3 separate regions of the Homo sapiens genome follow, and regions 2 and 3 are each linked to region 1. A link is a contact called in ENCODE Hi-C or POLR2A ChIA-PET data. All regions are on one chromosome and are shown on one strand. Each heading gives the region's core, a stretch centred on a gene start or an enhancer-like site at or near the end of the contact. The rest is flanking DNA. Distances are from core to core; before and after follow the strand shown. Region 1 holds the start of USP11 (ubiquitin specific peptidase 11). Region 2 holds the start of TIMP1 (TIMP metallopeptidase inhibitor 1). Region 3 has its middle 38 kb from the start of ARAF.

The links. A loop is a pair of places that touch in the nucleus more often than their neighbours do. ChIA-PET counts read pairs that join two places held with the same protein, here RNA polymerase II (POLR2A). Pooled maps may share reads with other maps.
Region 2: a loop to region 1 is called in a pooled map, with 15 times the contacts of the local background. The contact joins the promoter of TIMP1 here to the promoter of USP11 in region 1. A Hi-C loop is called at or near these places in 2 of 37 single-sample maps with no recorded cell type and 8 of 50 pooled maps. POLR2A ChIA-PET finds 5 or more read pairs at or near these places in 2 of 52 experiments (OCI-LY7 and activated B cell).
Region 3: a loop to region 1 is called in a map of gastrocnemius medialis, with 3 times the contacts of the local background. The contact joins the enhancer-like site here to the promoter of USP11 in region 1. A Hi-C loop is called at or near these places in 2 of 168 maps with a recorded cell type or tissue (gastrocnemius medialis and sigmoid colon), 11 of 37 single-sample maps with no recorded cell type and 15 of 50 pooled maps. POLR2A ChIA-PET finds 5 or more read pairs at or near these places in 15 of 52 experiments (A549, AG04450, B cell and 12 more).

What each region holds. Positions count from the first base shown.
Region 1 is chrX:47,231,498-47,234,473 of GRCh38, forward strand. It overlaps USP11 (ubiquitin specific peptidase 11), which reads left to right and starts at 1,512. Exons shown (of 21, transcript NM_001371072.1): 1 at 1,512-1,722. The coding sequence starts at 1,547. RefSeq lists a cis regulatory region at 1,167-2,389 and enhancers at 1,392-1,441, 1,867-2,450.
Region 2 is chrX:47,580,942-47,583,917 of GRCh38, forward strand. TIMP1 (TIMP metallopeptidase inhibitor 1) reads left to right here and starts at 1,495. Exons shown (of 6, transcript NM_003254.3): 1 at 1,495-1,533; 2 at 2,467-2,595. The coding sequence starts at 2,475. All of the region lies in intron 5 of SYN1 (synapsin I), which reads right to left. RefSeq lists silencers at 1,143-1,292, 1,353-1,452.
Region 3 is chrX:47,521,954-47,524,929 of GRCh38, forward strand. No RefSeq gene overlaps it. Among named protein-coding and RNA genes, the nearest start is that of ARAF, 38 kb to the right of the region's middle. RefSeq lists silencers at 1,705-1,774, 1,835-1,884. Within about 2 kb of position 1,563, at least 4 of the 41 ENCODE cell types and tissues checked have a DNase peak (open chromatin) inside an H3K27ac peak, as active enhancers do.

The DNA.
Region 1 (2,976 bases), core at 262-2,761:
CTCTTGGATTTACCTGGCTGCCCAGATAAATGGGGAGGGGGAGTCTGCAGAGGGGCAATGGGGAGAATCAATTCAGAGAATCTGACAAGATTCAACTGGGCTTGAAGAGCAGCTATCTGCCATGTGTCTGACTCAACTCAAATGCCACTTTCTTTGGGGACCCTTAAGTGAAAGGCCTGCTCCCTTTCCTCACCCAGAGCTTACACAACTGAGTTTGTGACCCCTCATCTATGCCAGGTCTGGGCTGGGGGCTGGAATCACAGTAATAAAGACACAATCCCTGCCCCGCAGAGATTAACTGAAAATAGGTAAATTATGAAATTGTGAGGGGGAAGGGAGGTTCGAAATTAAAGTCATCATCAACGGGGCTGGCAGCCCCAGCAGAGGAAAGAATAGCATAGCCTAGAGCAGTGGTTCTCAACCAGAGACATTTTTCCCCCAAAGGACATTTGGTAATGTCTGGAGATACTTGGTTGTCCTGAGGGGTACTACTTGGTATCTAGTAGGTAGAGGCCAGGGATGCTGCTACATATCCTGCAATGCCCACAACAAAGAAATGACAGTGCTGAGGTTGAGAGACCCTGGCCTAGTCCAAGGGTTCTCAAACTTTGGGTCTCGGGATTCCTTTATGTTCTTAAAAGTTTAAGATATTCAAAAGAGTTTTTGCTTATGTCATATAGCCTCTGGATTCAGAAGCCTCTGGATAATCACACTGTACACCCCTGAGAGAATGAGAGTGAAAAAGTATTGTGAAAATAGTTTTCATTTTGTGAAACCCCAAGAGGATTTTTGGACCGGTAGACAGGCTGGGACCACTGGGACCACACGGTTGGAGAATGTTTGGCCTGGTGTTTAAGGTCACAGCTCTGAAACCAGATTTCTCAAGTCTAAACTGCAGCTCCACCACTAATTAGCTGAGGGACGTTTCTGGTACTCAGCGTCCCCATTGTTACCCATGGGTGACAAGGACAGTACCTGCTGCCTGAGGCTACTATTTTAGTCCAATAAAGCACTTAAACTGGGCGGACAGCTAGTTTAGTTATGATTGCTATGACTCCAACAAACATAGGGCCTGGGGCTAACTTGTCTTCAACACCTTGTCTAGTGAATAAATCTAGTTCAGGAAGAGAAACAACAGCCCGCAGGCCTCGGTGGGTCTCTGGAGGTGGAAACCTCTTTTGCATTGGGTTTTGATGGTACAATGAAGGGCATTCTGATCAGGCTAACAAAAACACTGCTCCCAGGGTAGGAGTCCTAGCCCACCTCGGGAACCTCAGCCTCCACTTTCCATGCCACCTGTGCCCTAAGTCTACAGGGCGTTAGGACCCCACAAGGCACTTTTGTCTTTCTTGGTTCCCACTGAAGATTTTACCCCACCTAGCCCTTCGACGCGTCTGTGCACGGGGCCATTTCCAATATGGCAGTAGCCCCGCGACTGTTTGGGGGGCTCTGCTTCCGTTTCCGGGACCAGAATCCGGAAGTGGCTGTTGAGGGGCGTCTTCCAATCTCGCACAGCTGCGTTGGCTGTAGAAGAGAACGGACGGCGATGGCGACGGTCGCAGCAAATCCAGCTGCTGCTGCGGCGGCTGTGGCGGCGGCAGCGGCGGTGACTGAGGATAGAGAGCCACAGCACGAGGAGCTGCCAGGCCTGGACAGCCAGTGGCGCCAGATAGAAAACGGCGAGAGTGGGCGAGAACGTCCACTGCGGGCCGGCGAAAGCTGGTGAGGCTGGGCTGCGGTGGAGCCTCGGCAGAGGGAACGGTGGGGGCATTGACAACCGCTGGGGATTCGGCGGCCGAGGGCCGCGGGAAAGCTGCTGCGGGGTGCGGGGGCGGGGGAGTGGCCGGCGGGACAGCGGGCTAAAGGGGCGGGGAAGTGCCTTTGAATGAATCGCAACGTCTGGAAAAGGGGCGGGGCCTGTGTGGTGCAGTCTGACGCCTGAGAACAAAATGGGGTTTGTTGTGATGAGACCAGTTTCGGTCCTGGAGGTGGGGCCGGGCCTGCGTAGTGAAACTGCGTAGGAACCTGGGAAGAAGGTGGGTTCTGCTACATAAGGCGGGGGCGCGGCCTGCGCTGCGTAATGCAACTTTTGGGGGCGAGGAGCGGTTTCCGATTGCTCCGGGGCGGCTGGGAACGAGGCGAGCTTTGTGACGTCAGCAGAAGAGCGGGATGGAGCCGAACGGTCCGAGGGAGGGAGCGGGGACCTCCGTGGGGGAGGGGGGAGGAGCCTGGAGCCTGGGAACGAGGTTAGGTTGGTGACGTGAGCTGAGGGGCGTGCTCTGAGGCCGAGGGACGACAGTGGAGGGGAGGTGGTGCCTATGAGGCAGAAAATGGCGCCTGCGAATAAGCAAAGTTTATGACGCGCCGTGGTTTTTGATTCTGGCGGAAGCCTTCCCGAGTCGAGAGAACGTGCAGGTGATTAGCACCGGAGGGGCCTTCCATGTTTAATTGGTTTTCTGTGTTGGTACTGTTTTGTTTTTAGAATCAAGAAAAAGTCGTTTTTTTAAAAAATAGAATTTTGATAAATCGGCTTGTTTTACTGATTTCTTGCTAAACAGTCCTTCTTGAAATTTACTGCTTCTGAGTTCATTTTATTTCTCGCCGAGTTGCATCTCGTTTTTTAATTGTGAAATACGTAAGACTTAAAAAGATTATATAAAACATTTACGCAGCCCAGATTGACGGACATCCTGTTAAAATAAACGGCCTACACTCTTCAAAAATGTCAGGATCATGAAAGACAAAGGCTGAAGAACTGTTCCAAATTGAAGGAATTAATGCAATTTAACGAGTCATGATAACTAAATGCAACATGTGATCCTCGATTGGATCCTGGAACAGAAAAAAAAATTATTTTAAAAATCAATTTTTTATCATAAGATTATTTTTGTCTCTTTTACTGTAAAAGGCAATGGAAACGTCGGTGAAATTTTATTAAAGTGGGTAGATACTAGTACTACTAATAATTGTGATCAT
Region 2 (2,976 bases), core at 245-2,744, 350 kb after region 1:
AAATAGATTTAGAGGGTACAGCTGCAGTTTTGTGACATGGATATATTACATAGTGGTGAAGTCTGGGCTTTTAGTGTCCCCATCAACCAAATAGTGTACATTGTACCCATTAGGCAATTTCTCATCCCTCACATTCCTCCCACCCAGAATAGTGCTGGATACGCAGTAAGCACTCCATAAGGGCTGCTGGTAGTTTTTGTTGTGTTCTTGTTATTGGGCTATCATCCCTGAGTTAATCAAACTTAATTAGCAAGGGAGTATGGTGAGTGAATGAGATAATTTATACAAACACTTTAGCACATAGTACACAGAAAGTGCTCAATAAGTGGCTGCCATCATCACTACAATTATTATTATTGATCTATCCTCCTCGAATTAAGGATGTTAATCAGAACCCCAGGGAAGGTTCCTGCATTGTCAGAAAGCTGGTGGGCAAGGATTGCCCCACCCCACCCCCCACCAGGGGTACAGGTCCATGGGGAGGGGGCAGGGCAGGATGGGGTGGGGATTAGTTTTCTACTGACCCACTCACTTGCTTCTTTCACCATCATTCATGGCCACCCCCTTCCCAATGCTCATTCATTCACCCGCACCATTCCCTGCTTGCTAGGACGGTGCCACTCCTGAGTTACAACCCTGGTGCCAGGTAGCCTCTGTTTGAATCCCGGCCATGCCCTGTGATCTTAGGAAAATTCTACAGTTCCTCTACGCCCCATATTTCCTCATCCGTAAAACGGGAATAAGAACCGGTACCCATCTCAGAGATTTGTTGTGAGCTTTGAGTGAGATAAACTATGCTGAGTGCCTGGTATACAGTAGGTGCTGTATAAATGCCGGCTATTTGCCTGTGTTATTTGAGACCCTGGCTTTGGCTCCTGGCCACCTGAGTTCCAGTCTCAGTTCTGCCATGTATTGACTCTGTGATCCTGGGTAAGTCACTTAACCACTCCGTGCCTCAGTTTCCCCATTTTGTATTCCTCCCCTTTCACCTGCCTTATCTCCCTCCACTGCTGCTACTTAATTTGTTTCCTCTCTGCCACCCCTCACCAGCATGTCAGACATACAAAACAAGGGATTTTTGTGTGCTTGGCACACAGTAGATGCACAATAAATGTTGAAGGGCTGAACTAATTTGGGTTTGAGTCATAGGGAGCTTGGGGGATGTGGGTGATTGGATAGATTCTGGAGACTTTAGGGGACTGGGCCGGGGGAAATGCGGCCTCTAAGCTCTCCGCTGAGGCGGCTTGGAAGGAATAGTGACTGACGTGGAGGTGGGGGAGGTGGCTGGCCCGGGCGAGGCCCAGGGAGAGGGAGAGGAGGCGGGTGGGAGAGGAGGAGGGTGTATCTCCTTTCGTCGGCCCGCCCCTTGGCTTCTGCACTGATGGTGGGTGGATGAGTAATGCATCCAGGAAGCCTGGAGGCCTGTGGTTTCCGCACCCGCTGCCACCCCCGCCCCTAGCGTGGACATTTATCCTCTAGCGCTCAGGCCCTGCCGCCATCGCCGCAGATCCAGCGCCCAGAGAGACACCAGAGGTAAGCAGGGCCCGGGGTGGCCCAGCAGGGACCGGAGCTGGGCTGCAGCTTGGGTGCTGGCCACCAGGCCCGTGCACTCCCGTGCCAGATGCCTGTCTACTCAGCTTGGCCTGCGGGTACCAGGACCCTGGGCTAGTCTAGGGGGAAGAGGGTCGGAGGCTGGAACTGCTTTCCCAACCCCGAGGCTCCAAACTCCCTAGAACCCCTGACATCCGCCCCCAATTCCCCCAAACCCATGACCCCCTAATATCACAAATGCTTTCCAAATCCCCCCGCAAATTCCTTCATCCCGAAATTTCCCTCATCGCCCCCTAAATACCCACCGCTAACCCCTGCAGCTCCCTAAACTCCCCCAGCTCCCCAATCCCCAGTTCCCCAGCTCCCAAACTTCTTTTGCCCTCAAATTCCTCAAGTATCCCCATTGCCTTAAGCCCCCAAATTCCCCCAACCCCTTCAACCTCCAAACTCCCCCAGCTCCCTAAACCCCCAACCTCCTCCAAATTCCTCAACCTCCCTAAATTCCCCCAGCCTCTTATATCTCTTAATATACACAACCCCTAAACTCTGCCGTCTCCAAACTCCTCCAGCCCCCAATCCCAAATTCCTCACCCCCAAACTCCTCAACCTCCAGAATTCCCCAATCCCCTCATTCCTCAAACTTCCTCAGCCCCCTTCTCCCCCAAGTGCCACAACCCCATAACCCCGCAACTCACTCAGTCCCTCAATAATTTAAACTCTCCCAACTCTCTAAACCCTAAATTCCTCTGCGCTCCCCAATCCCCTTAAAATCCCTAAGCTTACCAACCCCTCAAGCCCAAATCCAGCCCCCTAATCCCCCCCATAGGCTGCCCCGGGGCAAGATGGGGTGGATGACCTGCCCAGGTCAGCAGATCAGCTGGGCCGGGGCCTGCCTGACATCCCCCTTCCCCACAGAACCCACCATGGCCCCCTTTGAGCCCCTGGCTTCTGGCATCCTGTTGTTGCTGTGGCTGATAGCCCCCAGCAGGGCCTGCACCTGTGTCCCACCCCACCCACAGACGGCCTTCTGCAATTCCGACCTCGGTGAGTCCTCACCCCACTCAGCCCACACACTCTGCCTTGGTTTCCCTTTCAGTCCAGTGGGGCTCACCATGGCACTTACCTCTAGAATGATTCCACTCGCCCCTGCACTTCCTCTGCTTTAGCCACACTGGCATCCTCACACTTCCTTGAGTACTCTGTGCCCAAGCCCACCACAGGATCTGCATGCTGGCTGCTCCCTCTGCCTGGTACACTTTCCCCCCAGGTATCCACATGGGTGGCTGCCTCAAACGTCACCTTCTCAGGATGGCCTTCCCTGGCCATCCTGTTTAAAATTTTAACCCCTGCCCCTTAGTACTCCTGATCTCCTGTTAAACAGAAAAATATTCAGTGATACTTGTTATAACACAGTAAGGAAGACCA
Region 3 (2,976 bases), core at 313-2,812, 290 kb after region 1:
TTTTTTTCTCAAGCTGGAGTGCAATGGTGTGATCATAGCTCACTGCAGCCTCAAACTCTCAGGCTCAAGTGATCTTCTTGCCTTGGCCTCCCAAGGTGTGGGGATTACAGGTGTGAGCCACTGTACCCAGCCTGAGCTCTTTTAAAAATATTCTACATATAAGTGAAGTCATGAAATATTTTTCTGCCTGTGTCTTAAGCAAAGCTATCCTTCAAAAATGAAGGAGAAATTAAAGTTTTTCCCTGACAAGAAAAAGCTGACGGAATTTATCACCACTAGACCAGTCTTAAATGTGGATTTCTAAACCTTGCTAGTCAGTTTGCCAATATTTTAACTTATACCTGTAGCATTTTAATGTCTATTTTATTCCATAAAGATGTATTGGGTACCAGATGTGTGCTTGACACATGGTTACCTGTGGGTCTTTTTATTTCAATTTCATCTTTTACACCAAAAGCTTCTAGGCCTGCCTCCACTATCCAGGTGCCCTGCACTCTCCATTAGGGTGCTGGGGCTAGGGCTCAGATGCCTAGATTCTCCTGAGAACCATCAGCCAGGGAAGAGGAGTTGGGAATGGAAAGCTGCCTTGTTTGTCCGGTACATATGCATATGTAGTTACTGGGGAATTGTAGTTACTGGGAAATTAAATCAGGGCCAACATGTGCATGTTTCTAACGTGGGGATAGATTTCTTCAATTCATTAGATCAATTGAGAGATTCTTAACTGTTTTGAACAGACAAATGTTGACAGGAGTTTATTTCCAGAGGCATATGGACTAAGAGTTTAGGTCTGTGGTGTATATCAGGGTGGGGATTGTTAAGGAAAAGGGATATCTGGGTATTAGGGGAAGGGGTGCACAGATATGTAGGACCGACCCACAGGCCTGGGTGACATCTGGACATCGCCTTACCAAGGAGCCCCGGTGCCCTCCTCAAGCCCTGCCCAGCTCCTTTTCCTGCCTGGCCACAGCCTGGGATGTACCTGGCTTCCCTTTATCTATAAAAAGGAAAGGCTTCCATTTATTTTAATATGAATTTATGCACATTCTACAAAGGCATTACCACACCTGCAGAAAACCATTGTTCGTACTTGGAGGGAGTTTTGATGATCATTCCTGTTCTGTGTATAGTTCACATTTTTACATGGAGATTTCTGTGTGTGTATCCTGCCTTTTTTGCTTTAATAGTACATGAAAATAATTTCCCATGATGTTACATAGTATTGATAAACAATTTTTCAAATGGTTCCATAATATTTTTAAAGAGACTGTCTACCTGAGTTTCTTTAATTTCATATTCCCTGTGGCTTCAGATGTTTCCTTTTTTAAGGATAATGCTTTGATAAGTATCTTTACACGCGTACGCGCACACACACATCCATCTCTGATCCATCAATCTATCAAAAGAAGAGGAGGATGGAGAAGATGGAGGAGGTGAGGGAAGAGGAAAGGAGGAGGGCTGCTCCTTCACGTCGTGAGCTCTGCGGGTGGTTGCGGAGCCTGGGTGAACACGACCGTGACCGTGGCTGCGAAGGCGGGCCCCGCCCTCTGACTGCGGACTACGCGGCGGCGCCTGTGCCGCAGTAGCGCTGGACCTTGGCCTCTGGCGGTCTCTGGCGCCCCCTCCCGTTCGCATCGTGAAGCTGGGCCGAGCCCGCTGCCCGCCGTTCCTCGCTCCTGTCTGCACCTCCTCCTCCGTTTTGCTTCCCTGCAGCTTTTGCCCCGCCCCCCTTCCCCTGCCTCCCCCTGGCCCTCCGCGTGTTAATTTAGGGGCCCCAACCCGGGGAACCCCTCGCAGAGCCAGCTGCTGTCGTTAGGCCCGGGTGAGTGAGCAGGACGAGAGGGCACGGCTGGCGACGGAGCCCCTCCCAGCGCTGCGGCGGGAGAGGGGGCTCAGCTCGAGTCGCCACCCGGACTCGCCGGACCCAGAGCTCCTCTTTGGGGTTCCCGCTCTCCCGCTCCCCGTGCTCCTGGGAAGAGGTTCTGGAAACGACCGAATCTGGGTGCAATCGGGGTGGCGCACAATCGCGCCCCTCCAGTCCCCTCTGCGGGCAGAGGAAGTGGGACTCGAGGACCAGAGCTCTCGGGCCTCCTGATCCAGGGACCTGCCATTTCCTGGCCCAGGACCCCGGGAATGCCCGAGCATGGCACCTCGACGTGGCAGGAAAACTGTTCAGGAGGCGGCAGAGGAGCCTGTGGGGGACGGGAGGCAGCCACCTCCCCGCGTCCTTCGAACCCTTTGCTTGGGCTGCCGGGCATCAATACCCCAACTCACCCAGCACCCCCTCTTCAGAATAACCTCAAAACCCAACCGGGCTCCTGGCCACAGGGCCTTCTCTTAGTCCAACCACCAGGCTGAGTGAATCCTCGTGGAGCCAGGAGGGTCCTCAGTGACCCTGCACAAACCCGTTATCAAGTCACCCCAAGTGGGATCCAATTAGCATCCTGTCTCACCCAGAATCGCCACTTACCACACCTCTACCTGCCTCTGTGTGCTTGGTCCCCACCATTTCTCCTGCAGTCCCAGACTAAGGAAGGACTGGACGGCCCGACCCAAGCCTCCCGCAAATGATTTTAAGGAAGGAGATGCCCCTCGGCAGCCAGACATGAGGATTGATTCCAGGACTCACCCAGCTGCTGCCCCAGGGACCCCACAGACTTCCCAAGCAGAGCCAGTTCCCTGGGAGGGCTGCATGGAGGAGGAGACCTGCCAACACTGGAGCCGAGGGGTTTCTACTGATTCATTCACAAAGCTTAGATCTCAGATCTTGGACACATGACTGAACTTCACAAAGTCTCAGGATCCACACACATTTTCCATTTATTCTTCTTATTTTATTTTATTTTTTAGACGGAGTCTTGCTCTGTCACCCAGGCTGGAGTGCAGTGGTGCGATCTCGGCTCACTGCAACCTCCACCTCCCGGGTTCCAGCAATTCTCCTGCCTCAGCCTCCTGAGTAGCTGGGATTACAGGCGC